Regions from separate parts of the Mus musculus genome. Here region 1 is linked to region 2. The links are chromatin contacts, found by POLR2A ChIA-PET in ENCODE. All regions are on one chromosome and are shown on one strand. Each heading gives the region's core, a stretch centred on a gene start or an enhancer-like site at or near the end of the contact. The rest is flanking DNA. Distances are from core to core; before and after follow the strand shown. Region 1 holds the start of Ccnl2 (cyclin L2). Region 2 holds the start of Dvl1 (dishevelled segment polarity protein 1).

Region 1 (2,700 bases), core at 12-2,511, 35 kb after region 2:
AGCTGATGTGGTCATACAGGAATTGTTTCAGCAGGGCTAGGACAGCCAGCTATCCTGGTTATTGTACCCCCCTACCAACTGCCCCAAGACAGCATCTAGGGCACATGCGAACAATCTACTGTAAATTCACAGGTTGGTATTAACAATGACAGACATTAGGACAGCTCTGCAAAGGACTCACTTTTTCTCTCTCAGATGCCGAAGGCGATGGAATACATTGATGACATCCCTGATTCGTCTCGGAGCCTCTTCTATTTTGGAAGCCAGGTGAACACAAGCCATGGACACATGCTGAAATGTACATTGTGACACGGGTGTTTTTCCCCCCAACTTGAGAACCTTCCAAGGCATTAAAACTATTAGAAACAACCAGAAGATACAGAGACAGACAGGCCTCTAGGGAAAGAGCTGTGTAGACTTTGCAGGACAGAATTCAGCTAAGCACTGGGCAGAACAGGCCAGGTTTCATCCCAATTCATTTCTCCGAGAAAACAGAAAGAAGCCTACCTCCATGGAATGTTTCACGAAGGACTTAGTGTAAAAGAACCGCTGGAACAGCACCTGCCCTGTAGCCATGGCCACCTAGGGACAGAGAGGGTTCCATCACGTTTGAATGCAGGACTCACGCTTGTCCCGGCTACAATGTCTTGTGTGATTTCCCCCCAGGACAAATAGCCACGACAGTTTCCATTTCCCCCAAAGGGTTTGGGTCTCGCGAGGCTTTCTTGGGGGTAAAAGGGCTTCGGCTCCGGCGGAGGGGGAAGGGGAAGGGGAAGGGATGGCGGGTGCGGGTTATTTCAAGGCTGCGGAGCGCACAGGCTCGGACCTCGTCGCCTGGGTCCGGTGAGCTCCGGGCCGGGGGCCGGGACGACAACAAAGGCCCGGCCCTCGGCCCTCGGCCGGCGAACGGCCCCTGCAGAGCTCGCGGCCCGGCCCTTACCTGCGGCAGGCGGAGCAGGATGCCGGCTGCCTGGATGAGCTCGCAGCCCACGACGCGGAGTCCCGTCTCCGTATCGACGTCGAGGCCGCTCGACATGGACGGCGTGAAGCGGAGCTTGTCGTCGGGCAGCAGGCAGTTTTCCAAGGTGATGAGCACGCCCGAGTAGAGCCTGTCGCCGATCAGCACCCCCTGAGACCCCGGGGCCGCTCCCGCCGAGCCGGAAGAGCAGGCCGCCGACGCCGGAGCCATCAACCCCGCAGCCCCGGCCGCCGCCGCCGCCATTTTGTGCCGCCGACTCTTCTCGGGCCCTTCCCGTCAGGGCGGCTGCTCGAGACGATCGTGGCCGCCCCGCCCCGCCCCCTCCCATTGGCTGAACGTCACCGCTGTCTCGACGCCGTTGGCCGTACGACCAGTCCGTCAGTGTCGCGTCAGGCACCGACGCCGGAAGCACCCACGGGTGGGGCTGCTCGTTACCCACTTGGCTCCGCGGCCTGGCCCGAACCGGAACTCCTGCCTGGCAAAAGGGGTTCTAGAAGGGCGCCTTTCTTTGGGGGTTGGGACAGAACAACTTTTCTCCCACAGTCCCACGTGCACGACGTTACACCGCGACTTAGTTCGGAGTCTTTAGTTCTCAGCCCTCCCTTCCGTCCTCGGGCTCTGGAACAGCTGTGGGGTGGATCTGCCAGCATTAAAAGGGCAGATGTGCCTTTAATCCCAGCACTTAGGCAGGCGGATCTGTGTGGGTTCAAGGTCAGCCTTCTCTCTACAGCTAGAGTTCCAGGACAGCCATGGCTGAGAAACTTTGTCGCAAAAATAAATAAAATACTAAACAAAAAAGTGCAGATGAAGGGTCTGGAGAGATGGCTCAGCAGTTCAGAGAACTGACTGCTCTTGCAGAGGTCCTGAGTTCCAGCTACGACATCATGGCTTGCAGCCATCTATCTGTGATTGAATCTGATATCCTCTTCTCTCATTCAGGCACAAATGCAAACAGAGCACTCATATACACAATCTTTTCTTAAAGGGGACCCCCAATAATCTACTGCAGCAAATACAGGCCAAAAAAATGGCTTGGGGACCTTGAAGATCAAGGTGAAACGGCTTGTAGTAGACCCTACAGACAATATTAATATTCCTGACTCCAGTCCTGGCCTGCTTAGTTTCACCCAAAACAGTGCTGCTGCCACTACACAATAGATGTTTCCTGTCACTGCTCAGTTATCTCAAGCTTTTGATAAGATTTCAGCCAGGTTCGGTGAAACGGAAAATTGGGAGGACATGGGAGTTTAAGGAGATCCCTGTATAACTCTGATTCAGGTATGGTGAACAGCCAACAAGGTTGCCAAAAGTCAGTATTCCATAGTCCAGCTGTAGTGGGGTGATTGGATTCCACTCCTAAGCAGACCCCACAAAGATCTCATCAGTCCTCTCACTGTAATGGCCACGCTGCTACTGTCTGTCCGTCTGTCCCACCCCTAGGCTGCAGCTCTAAAGTAGGCACAATTGTCATTGCCTGGTCTGCCCATTCCCTAAGCTGAAACTGAACCAAGAATTAGAAAAGACTGTTGGCTCTAGTCACTCAACCCAGACTCTGGTTCTAGAGATGACTATTACATCCATCAGGAAGAGAAACCTATATTGGAGAGGGATGCTTGGTTACAACTCAACAGTGATTTGCAGTATCTTGTCTTTTTTGTGTGAAGTAGAAAACAAAGCTCAGTGATGGGGCCACATGGATGTGTATCTTCTCCAATATCAAT
Region 2 (2,700 bases), core at 142-2,641:
TCCCTGGCTCAGCGTCCAGAGGCCCAGCTTAACTCCAATAGGGAAGTCCCTTCTCCTGAGACCACCACAGCCATTCAGCTAGGAAAAACACTACATTAGAAGTTGACTCAAGTCAGGAGATGAACCGAGCACCTCCCAGGAATGCAAATGTTGTGTGGTTCAGAAAGGTCAGAGGCACAGGAGCCAGGAACCAAGGGGGCAGGGTACACGGAATGAAGCTTCTTGGTTTCCAGTGACCCTTGACCTCTCTGCCTTGCCACAGGGACTCTAGAGGGACCTGGAAGAGTCTGTTTTCAGGCTTCAAAACTTTTCTAAGTTCCAGAAAACAGGCGGGTGCCTATGAGCCACCTATTTCACATTACCCCATCTCAAGCGGAGGATCCACTGGGTGCTAGGAGCCACAAACCCCCAATCCTTCTCCGTGATCCCACCCCCCACCCCCCGCATAAACTGCACACCCACCAGGGCAGTCCTGAGCCCCGGGTTTCCATCCACAGAGGAGGAACGCATCAGGCTCTGTGCTTAACCAGAGAGAAGGGAGTTGGCTTTAAGAGTGGCCTTCGGCACCCAACATGGACCAGCTGGGCACAGGAGCACCAGTGGATGGTGGTCAGAAAGCCTGGGCCCTCGCCTGTCCGTCAGAAAGAACTGTCTGGCCTACCCAGAGGGTAGTCAGTGGCTCGGAACCCCAGCTTGCCACACTCAGGGTCACTGGGCGCAGAAACTCTACCTACACCTGCTGTAGATGCGCAGCAGGGTTGCCGGCGACGGGGGCGCTCTCTGACGTCCCCAGACCCGAAAGCCCAGCCGGCGCGGACAGGTGCCAGCTCGTGCACACAGGCGCGGGAGGAGGCCAGCGCCCCTGCCCAGGCCGCGCGGCCCACTGACCCGAAGTCCTGGTCCATGGACTTGAAGAAGAATTTGTAGGCGTGCACCGGCCGGTTGCTGAGCACGTTCTTGAAGTCGGCCAGCGTGACGCGCTCGGGAGCTACGGGCAGCTTGACCAGGTACGGCGTCTCCTCCTCGTCCATGTGGTAGATGATTTTGGTCTCCGCCATGGCGCGGCAGGGGCGACGCGGAACCCGCGCGGCGTCAGGGCCCGGCTCGCCTCTCGGACGCGGGGCGCCCTCCCAAACCGCCGGCCCGCGCCCCGCCCGGCCGCCCCGCGGCCCCTTGGCGCGGCCGCCCCTCCCGGTCCCGGCTCGCACCCGTTCCCCGCCTGTCGCCCCGCGGCCCGCGGCCGCCCATCCGCCGCGGCCCCGGAGCGGGCGCCAGGGAAAGCGGCTCTGAGGGCTCCCGCGGCCCGCCGCCCCCTCGGGCTGTTCACGAACCGCCTGCTGGGGTGGAGCGCGCCGCCGCCGGAGGGCGCTTCGGGGCCGGTGACGTCACTAGTCGCCCGCAGCGCGGGCGGGGCGGGACTGCGCACGCGCAGAGCGGGTCCGGCGGGGCGGGGCTACGGCTTGCGCACGGGCGGGGCAACCGGGGTGGGACTGGGCGGGCTCAGAAGGCCTGGCCGGTCGGGTCTCTCCGAGCGCTGTCTTGGGGTGGAGCCCAGATTCCCAACAGGCTGCGATCCTTGAGGCGTTTGGGTCTGAGGTTTCTGGGCAGGTGGGCACGCTGGACCCCAGAAAGACAGAGAAACCCTGGAAAGATCGCTCCCCTTGAGCCAATAAGGTCTGCCAGGGAGCAGAGGAGTGTCCTTAGGTTAGGCCGGTCCTGATTCTCCTTCTAGGTGCTCAGAATGTGGAGGCACTGTCCGCTCGGGCGGCTTCAGGCGCCCTATAAGAATCTGAAGATACCTATGCCTAGCCCAAACAGCGAGAGCCTCACTGTGCCCCCATGCTAATCCTGAGCTCAATTCTTATGCCCACTGCCTTGTCCCGTCGGATCTCCAAGAAACTCAAGTAGGTATCCACACAGATGTCCAGGCAAGGCCCAGGCTGCAATTGAAGCCAAAGGAATTTTAGCCCTGGATACTGTAGATCCAACCAGCCAGGTGTCCTCTGCAGACCAAGGAAGACCAGGTCCGCCCCTCAGTCCAGGATGGCCTAAGACCATTAGAGGGAGTGATTCACTGACCAGTAAGAATGGGGGAAGACATAGGATATTGATCAGTGATGAAGAAAAGGGGTGCCTGTTGTGACCTTGGACCATCCCCAGACACGAAGCCCGCACAAGGAAAGATCCCACCACTGCCTGGAGGACTCAGAGGTAGGCATTGAATGCATACTAAAGGCCGCTGAAGTCAACCTAAGCAGAGTTCTCCCCTTTGCTTCCATTGCTATCCTGGAAACCTATTCTTCCCTTGCCAGTAGCTGGCCTTCCTTGAATCTCTACAAAAGCAACCTGAAGGCACCAGGCAGCCGGGCGTGGTGGCGCACGCCTTTAATCCCAGCACTCGGGAGGCAGAGACAGGCGGATTTCTGAGTTCGAGGCCAGCCTGGTCTACAGAGTGAGTTCCAGGACAGCCAGGGCTACACAGAGAAACCCTGTCTGGGAAAACACACACACACACACACACACACACACACACACACACACACACACACACACACACACACAAAAGAAAGAAAGAAAGAAATCAGCAAGATGGCCTCAGAGGGTCTGCCCAAAGGAGAAGGAAGACAGATCCTTTCCTGAGTGCCCCTTGACCCAAGCTACGACTGGTCTATGGGTCAGAAGCAATCAAATAAAGGGGTT

Evidence for each region. ChIA-PET counts read pairs that join two places held with the same protein, here RNA polymerase II (POLR2A).
Region 1: POLR2A ChIA-PET joins it to region 2 with 15 read pairs in Patski. The contact joins the promoter of Ccnl2 here to the promoter of Dvl1 in region 2. POLR2A ChIA-PET finds 5 or more read pairs at or near these places in 3 of 5 experiments (Patski and embryonic stem cell).

Annotation. Positions count from the first base shown.
Region 1 is chr4:155,811,050-155,813,749 of GRCm38, reverse strand. It overlaps Ccnl2 (cyclin L2), which reads right to left and starts at 1,261. Exons shown (of 11, transcript NM_207678.1): 1 at 941-1,261; 2 at 508-582; 3 at 182-291. The coding sequence starts at 1,222.
Region 2 is chr4:155,846,093-155,848,792 of GRCm38, reverse strand. It overlaps Dvl1 (dishevelled segment polarity protein 1), which reads right to left and starts at 1,391. Exons shown (of 15, transcript NM_010091.5): 1 at 889-1,391. The coding sequence starts at 1,058.